Regions from separate parts of the Homo sapiens genome. Here regions 1 and 2 are each linked to region 3. The links are chromatin contacts, found by Hi-C or POLR2A ChIA-PET in ENCODE. All regions are on one chromosome and are shown on one strand. Each heading gives the region's core, a stretch centred on a gene start or an enhancer-like site at or near the end of the contact. The rest is flanking DNA. Distances are from core to core; before and after follow the strand shown. Region 1 has its middle 49 kb from the start of LINC02941. Region 2 has its middle 33 kb from the start of LINC02941. Region 3 has its middle 120 kb from the start of LINC01625.

Region 1 (2,700 bases), core at 42-2,541, 330 kb after region 3:
TCACTGTTGACTATAAATATATATTTATATATATACACACACAAATAGCCAAAGGAAGATATCGTTTAAGTCTGAGACCAAAACTAGGCAAGGTTTTCTGTCTTTATTTTGTATTTTTGTACGCATTACAGTGTTAGACAGCTTTTAATTAGCCTCGCTGAGTAAAACTGCTGCTGATGGATTTTTCTTTGTGGGTGGGGGTGGATGCTCAGTTTTCTACCCTGATTACTAATTATTATTGTCTTTGCCTTTCAAATCAAATCATAGTTTTGAAATCACAGAGCTCGATTTAACTGCAGCCTGATGACTCTATAATAATTTTGAGGAATATTGTGCAAGATTCTACTTTCCCTGATTTCTATTTGTTATGAGCTCATATTTATGAATGGAAGTGTGCAGTCCAGTCTGATCTATGGCTTGTTACAAATGTGGAATATGTATGCGTTGCTGTTTCTGCCTTCTTTGCAACACACCACCACCGTGATTCATGTGTAAACAGGAGGCCGCTTCTCCTCAGTCCTTCCCTTCCATCTTGTCCATGTGCTTCACAATTACAGCCAGTTGAGGAGGCGAAGTACACAGAGGCCACTGAGTTATTTTACATGCTGTGGGCTGCCAGCACATTGTGAATCCCTAGGGATCCCCGAAGCCCATTACCAACCCAGTGAATCACTCTGTTTGCTTTTCCGCAAAAAAGAAATGTGCAGCTGCGTACTTCTGCCACGGACTTTGGAATTTTGTTCCCTCTTCCATCTGCGTTTTGTGTAAAGAAATTCTGCCGGAATAATTACTTGTCTGTCCCCTTTGCTCATTCCCAACATAATCATTCTTCAACCTTCTGTTTCCAATTAGTTCTTATCTCAAATGGCTTATTGGCATCAATCTGTTCTCAGCATCACCAAAGTGCACAAAACTACCCTGAAACATAGGGGAATCTAGATAAGGCTGAGGCTCACCCATCAATCCAGTGGAGTCTCCTCATTTCACCCCAGTGCCTTCCTTTTCTCAGGAAACCTGAGACAGGAGATGGTGTTGAGACAGGCTGTTGATATAGCACATTTTGGAGCAAAATGACATCCATGAATATTGCAGGTACTGTGCAAGGTCTGCGAACATAGCCATTGTTGGACATCTGGTGTCAAAAAGAACTGTTTCAAAACAAGGTCACAGTGTTAAATCATGGTGTAGACAGCTTCTGAGCAGTGTCCACTGCTGGAGAGGGTAACCGAGACCTGTTTGTCAATGGTTGCACTCTAAGTCTTGGTAGTCACTTTGATCTGCAAACTGTTTTGCCACAGGATCATGACTAAAAGTGGGCTGAAAGAACTCTGCTGCCTTTATTAGTCAGCTAGGCATAAAGAGAGAGTGGTAATAGGGTCAGGCAAGAAAAACAGCACTTTCGAAAAGGCTAGTGAACTTGGCATGGCATGAACAAGCCCAAGGACACATGTTTGATAAACATGTAGTTACCTATGCTCAGACAAAAGAGGCTTTAGAACTTATACATCCAAAGTTCCTTTTTTTCTTCTTTTCCAAAGAAACTGACATCGAAGGGCATTAAATGGCTTTTCCAAAATCATAACTAATTAATGGTAGAAGTTGAATTCCAATCTTTTTAACTCCTAGTAAAGTGCTCTTTCTAACAAGCTGCACTGCCAAGACCATGTCTGGAATAACTCATTTAAAGCACAGGTCAAAACTGCTCTTTTTATTCCATGAGCATGTGGATTTCCCTCTCTTAGTCATTGCTTAGTTCTAGGACCACGGCCAATACTTGCCACATAGGAGACATTCAATAAATCTATATTTTCTGGAAGAATGGAGAAATGAATAGAACTACATTAAGGCACTAGCAGGCATTGAGTGCCTCCTATGGGCCAGACACATTTCATACAGTGTTTCATTTGCACCCCCATCTTGGGAATGGGTCCCTGGGACAAATCCCTCTTCCTGGGGTCTAAACTCTTCCAAGGAGAAGCCATTTTGTAATGAGATTTTTATCTGGACGCAAAATCAGCCCCTAAGGAATTTGAAAGTTGTATGCTTTAGGTATAGAATTACTGGAGGCAATTGACTATGCCGCCACAGTTTAATTTCAGATTCACTGTAAATGTGGGATTGGATTTTATCTATCATTTTAAAAGATCTCTTTGGGTGGGGTTGCCCTGTCTTGCTGGCACCCCTTGAAAAACCCCACCCTTGAGCACTCCCTCACTCTAGATGTGATGAGGCTCCCCACCCCCACCTCCCCATCTCTCCTTGCCTCAGAGGAGTCAGGCTGCACTCAGCCCCATTGGACCTATAGTACTGGCTGGGGCTTACTTGCAGCCTTTCTCTGGGACATACTGGACCACAGCACACACATTTTGCCTGGCAGCCTGTTCATGTCCCTCTGAGGATCCCTGATAGTTCTGTTTTTCTTCTGGCTTGCTAGAAGGGAAAAGGGTTTCTAAGGGTAAGTGGCTGTCAAGATAACACCCCAGTCCTCCTTTGCCATTGGTGTGTCTCATGCCTGAAGTGGTAGAGATGTACACCCCTTAACATCCCTGGCTAACTGAAATTCTTTCCCTTTCCTTATCTCCTCAGTGTTGGAGGAAAAAGTTGCCATTGAAACTCACTTGAGCTTTCATTCATACTCTGGTCAGTTCCTGTATAATGGTACTTTCGTGTACAGGGGAAGAAAAAGTTCTTTTACTTCCA
Region 2 (2,700 bases), core at 138-2,637, 350 kb after region 3:
TTATAATGTATTGAGAACAAATATAGCTTTGCTTCCACGACATAGGATTTTACCATCCTACAAAGATTCTGCTTCTTGTGTATGTTTATGTGCTGTTATTGTTGTTAATTACTAGGTTCAGATGAGGAATAGTTGTACCCTTAGACGAAATGACCTTGGATGTATATCTTTTTTGCTGCTTTAAAAAAGTAGAAGATGAAACAACAGTTAATTTTCTCTTGGTCTTTTTTGACGTACATTTAAAACAAAATCCCTTTCAGCCTTTATTTTTTCAGAATTCTTGCATAAGTGGAATCCTCAGACACAGCTGTTTGGGCTCACCCTTGCTGATTTGGGAGGCAAGTTAATTCTTTGAAGACATTCTGCTGATGTTAGGGGAACAGAGCTCAAGTCATTTGGGCAGAGGAGATGAGAGATACCGAATTAGATTACTTGATAGGTCCGAGGACTCTCCTTTTCCTCATATGACTTGTAAGCATTGAAACATTTATAGAGCACAAAGGACAGAGGGACGATGAAAAGCCTAAGATGATGAGATACATAAAACGGTGAGAAGAAATTCACTCAGGGAAGTAGAGAGAAAGGCCAAAGTAAAATTAGCAAGCATGTGAAGGGGACAAAGTGTGAGGAAAGATAGACAGAGAGGGATAATGGTTCACAGACAGGAAGATGAGTGTTTGCCGAGACAAATATGGGCTTCAATGGGTAAAGGAGTTTTCTGAGTTTTTGTAGTGATTTTTCCCCCCGCGAGATCAGCAGAGGCCTGGCACAAAGGTTTCAATTTACTGTGCAAAGGCCACTGTCACTTCCTAGCTTTTGCCCTGGCATTTGCCACCTTCCCTGTGGGAGTTGTCAGCTCAGGTAATGCCTACTGAATATCCTAATTACTGTCATTTTATCCGTGGCTCACTTTAGGGTCCAGGAGAAACAATATGGAAACCAGTAAAGCTTTTTTTCAACATGTAGGCAGAACCTGCCTGCCCTTATGTAAAAGTCACTCAAGCAGTACTTCATGCATTGTTACATGTTCTCACCAAATTACTGTTTCTTTGATTTTGGCTTTAAGTTCTCTACTTTCAGTAGCATCACTGCCTTTATCATATTCTGAATCTTTATAGCTTCTCCATCATTTATTTCTCCTAAATTTCCGTATAGATAAAGCAGTCTTCTAAAGCGATGTTTACTATGGCTATAGATGAATAGCCCCCTTTTCTGTTAAATGAGCTGAAGTAAAGGAGAAAAAAAATGAAAATTTCCCTTCTATTTCCATTAACAAATGAACTTGCAGCAAGTCTGAGTGTTGAGTTTAAAAAAAAAAAAAAAAAAAAACATTTCCCCCTTTCCCCAAGTAACTCAATGTTTTTCCAGCAGTGAGGAAAATGAGTTATGCACACAACTGTTCAAAGTTACCTCATCACATCAGAATCAGAAGGGGGTGGGGAAAGGAATTATTTTGCTGTGAATAACCAGGAAGTGCATTTTTGCAGGCAACAGTTCAGGATGAAAACTATAACTGCAAATTAGTTGGTTTTAGAAAAAATGTAAAAAAGAAAATGTTGAGTTACTTGTAGAGATAAGGTTGTAACTGTGTTAGGTCTATTTAAAACAAGTTGAAAATATTGCTTTTTTTATAAATTTGTTTTTCTCCAGATTATATCCATAAATTATTTCTTGAATCCAGTACATAGAAAATAACTGACTACTGATTTTTATGAAATCTACCAATTACATTCTTTAATTACTTTGTTTTACTCCTCCCCCTGATTTCTGAACACAAAGAATATTTATTTTGCCTTTTAGATTCACTTCTAGTTTAACTGCTTGCTTCATGATGCCCTAACAGACTTAAAGTGTGACTGTTGACTCAGCTTCACCTGAACCGAACATCCAACTATAGGTGTAATTAAAAATGTTGAATGGCATCAAGTCAAATTGGGAAAAATTATTCAGTTTATGGCAGAGGGAAGTAAAAACCCTCTTAGGAAAATAGGTAAACTTCAAAACCAGTCCCTTAGACTTCAATTCAGAGAAGGGTGTTTTTCAAACCTTTTAATTTCACTCGAATGCCTTGTATGTCAATGAAACGTGATATTCTTTTTAAGAGCATTAGGTTGAATATAAAGAAACTTTTAAACTCTCCAGGGAGTCCTTTCATTAGGGGTTCTTTTTACAACATCTGGCTAGTGATTTCTAACAGGCTGAAATTAGTGTCTTTTTCTTTTCAATTTTCTATGCTAAAACTATTAGGAAGATTGCCTGTGGTCTAGAAAACTAAACAAAACCCATACTACACGTCCTTCTTAATATGTCCTTTGTCATACATGTGGAATATAAGGGCAATTTTTATGCCCTGAAAAAATTTGAATGTCAAACTGCAAGCAGCCCTCTCCAGGCTGGCCAGGATACGGGGCTATGAACTAATCCCAGAGCTCTGCCCAGTAGGGGCATTTTTTTTTTTTTTTTTAAATAGATGCGGTCTCTCTCTGTTGCCCAGGCTGGAGTGCAGTGGTGCAATCTTGGCTCACTGCAGCCTCCACCTTCTGGGTTCAAGTGATCCTCCTGCCTCAGCCTCCCGAGTAGCTGGGACTACTGACATGCACCACCACACCTGGCTAATTATTGTATTTTTAGTAGAGATGGGATTTCACCTGTTGGCCAGGCTGGTCTTGAACTCCTGACCTCCAGTCATCCACCTGCCTT
Region 3 (2,700 bases), core at 52-2,551:
TATATAATTTCTTGTCCATTCACAAAGCACCTCTAACCATTGTGGAAAGTAAAACTAACTAACTAACTTACATAGAGGGCCACTGCTCTCTAAATCATAAGATTAGAATGAGGCTGTCCTTTGGTTATGTAACTAGGAATAATTTACTTACTCCTTTTGGGGAATAATATTCTCTGTTTTAGAATAAAGTTCATCTAAGGTCTTGGGTTCTAGGACCCTGAAGTTAAGGATCACAGAAGGATCTTAACTTTCTTAGGGCTTACTCAAATTAAGTAGCTGGAGCTACTGGCTGGATTCATCAACTCCTTTTGAGATTCTTTTTCTTAGTGATTATAGGTCTCAGGAAAGAGGATGAAGCAATGGAAGGTGCTTGAAGGAAGAAAGAGGCCCCACAGAGCTGTGTTTTTAAGAGCTGGCTAAGAGGGCCTTTGGAAGAGGGATCTCAAAGCAAATCTGCTTGACCAGGGAGGAACAAACTCATATATGTTTTAAGTGCCAGTCATGTGAAGCAACTCTACTAGGCACTTTATATGTCATCATTTTGTTTAATTAGCAGGGAATAGGAAGAATTGAATAATGTCCTTGTTTATGTAATTTGGCTATAAAGTAAAATTCTGCCTGGTGAATTCCAATTTCCTATTGACTTTTGCGTCTCATTAGAGACTGTCCCTGTGGCTATGGCTGCTCCAGTGATCTTTCTTTCCTGGAAGTTTCAGTTTTTACAGGCTCAGTTATCATAACAAATTTGTGTCATCTCAGTTATAATTAGGCTTACTTAAAGGGATGTTTTCATCATTGGTGTTGCTCCAAATACATATTTTTCTCCTAAGTATGTTGGAATTAAAATATTGTCAATGTTCAAGGGCCAAACACATAAGGCCATGCTTGTGTTTTAAGTCTTCAGACCCTGAACTCCATACCCTGGATCCTTGCTGTTGGAGTTTCCATAGGGAATGAGGCTCCCCAAGGCCTCTGAAAGAAATGGAGCCCAGCCAGCTGAGTCAGGCTGGGTCCCACGCCTCTGTAGGGCCGAAGTCCAAAGCAACAGGCAGGCAGTTCTTGCAGGCTTTTTCTCTGCAGAGTCATTAGAATACTTTATTGTCTTTTTTTTTTTCCCCACTATTTCAGCAGCTCGCTCTATGAGGACATATTCTCCTCATCCACAGAAGCCCTTTTCAAACATTACTAAGAAGTCTGATAAGAAGAAAAAACATCCACTGATGGGTTCTCAGAAAGAAAGCATTAGATTTAACTACAGGGCAATACTGCCCTGATTACCACAGGCCCAGCTGACGGCAAGGTTGCCAGGCAGCTCTCGTCCTGCCAAGAATGGTGGTGGAATGAAGCAAGCATGTGGTTTGTATTACCATTTTTCAGCTTTTTAAGGTTTAGAAAAGAGAACGTCACCAACAATGATAATTCACTTTGGAATGAATACATTTTCAATGCAGTGTTCAGCAACTGCTGATGTGTCTTAAATCCTAGAGTTCATATGCAACATTTTACAATGTGAACAAGATAAAGCACAGGAGATGTCAAGATCCTACTATATGCAAATAACTAAGTTTCTGGCCAAATCCTTCTTTTAAAAAAAGAACGAAAAAATGAAAAACCTCTCCAGCATTTCTAAGCTGCTACTTACAGCCTTTATAAAGATAGCACAGGAAAAAGATGCTAAAGCCAAAGAGTAAGCTAAATTCTGCCTTCCATTTCCTGGCACCATCTTCTTTAAAGTTGGGGTTGATTTTCTTAAATGTTTCAAGTCATAATTTGCCACAAATGAATCAATCTGTAAGCTGAAGTTAAATCATAAAATTCAAATATTTTAATTTGTCTTTTATTATCTTTTTTTTTTTAATTTAAAAAAGGAGAGACAGATATGGGATTATTCATACTTTGCATTCTCCTGGGTGTTCTTGGAAATACTATTCTCAGAAAGTCAGAAACACTAAATTGGAACAAATGATTTGATCCTTAGACAAATTTACAAAGTCATATGGTTTGAGGATCTGCATTGAGTTTAGTGAACTACCTTATGAATTAAGCCCCTTCCTCAAAGAAGCACAACTATTTTCCTCTCAGTGAAGCACATCGATATCTCCATGACATTGCTGCCAGCCTGATCCCTTAAAGAAACAAATATTAAATTAAGAAACTCATGGCCGGGCGCGGTGGCTCACTCCTGTAATCCCAGCACTTTGGGAGGCTGAGGCGGGTGGATCACAAGGTCAGGAGATCAAGACCATCCTGGCTAACACGGTGAAACCCCGTCTCTACTGAAAATACAAAAAATTAGCCGAGTGTGGTGGCGGTTGCCTGTAGTCCCAGCTACTAGGGAGGTTGAGGCAGGAGAATGGCATGAAGCTGAGAGGCAGAGCTTGCAGTGAGCCTAGATCGCACCACTGCACTCCAGCCTGGGCGACAGAGTAAGATCCCGTCTCAAAAAAAAAAAAAAAAAAAGAAAAGAAAAGAAAAGAAACTCATATTGTTCAAAGCCATTTTCAAGGAATTCAGGTGCTCCTTAGAAATCTGTTGCCTTCTTATGACATCGAAAAGATTCTGGGAAACCCATGAAGACACTGCACCTCCTGGAAGCAGCGTTGTTCTGTTGGAGGTTACAGGGCAGCAGAAACCAGAAAGAATCCATAGCTGGTGCAGTCATACATTTTTGCAAAGACCTTCAAACAAACAAAAAGTATA

Evidence for each region. Hi-C counts contacts between places; a loop is a spot of excess contacts on that map. ChIA-PET counts read pairs that join two places held with the same protein, here RNA polymerase II (POLR2A). Pooled maps may share reads with other maps.
Region 1: a loop to region 3 is called in a map of IMR-90, with 3 times the contacts of the local background. The contact joins two enhancer-like sites. A Hi-C loop is called at or near these places in 1 of 168 maps with a recorded cell type or tissue (IMR-90) and 4 of 50 pooled maps. POLR2A ChIA-PET finds 5 or more read pairs at or near these places in 1 of 52 experiments (activated CD4-positive, alpha-beta T cell).
Region 2: a loop to region 3 is called in a map of chondrocyte, with 3 times the contacts of the local background. The contact joins two enhancer-like sites. A Hi-C loop is called at or near these places in 1 of 168 maps with a recorded cell type or tissue (chondrocyte) and 4 of 50 pooled maps. POLR2A ChIA-PET finds 5 or more read pairs at or near these places in 1 of 52 experiments (activated CD4-positive, alpha-beta T cell).

Annotation. Positions count from the first base shown.
Region 1 is chr6:139,925,625-139,928,324 of GRCh38, forward strand. No RefSeq gene overlaps it. Among named protein-coding and RNA genes, the nearest start is that of LINC02941, 49 kb to the right of the region's middle. Within about 2 kb of position 1,292, at least 5 of the 41 ENCODE cell types and tissues checked have a DNase peak (open chromatin) inside an H3K27ac peak, as active enhancers do; they include IMR-90, where a contact is called at or near this core.
Region 2 is chr6:139,942,169-139,944,868 of GRCh38, forward strand. No RefSeq gene overlaps it. Among named protein-coding and RNA genes, the nearest start is that of LINC02941, 33 kb to the right of the region's middle. Within about 2 kb of position 1,388, at least 4 of the 41 ENCODE cell types and tissues checked have a DNase peak (open chromatin) inside an H3K27ac peak, as active enhancers do.
Region 3 is chr6:139,596,875-139,599,574 of GRCh38, forward strand. No RefSeq gene overlaps it. Among named protein-coding and RNA genes, the nearest start is that of LINC01625, 120 kb to the left of the region's middle. Within about 2 kb of position 1,302, at least 26 of the 41 ENCODE cell types and tissues checked have a DNase peak (open chromatin) inside an H3K27ac peak, as active enhancers do; they include IMR-90, where a contact is called at or near this core.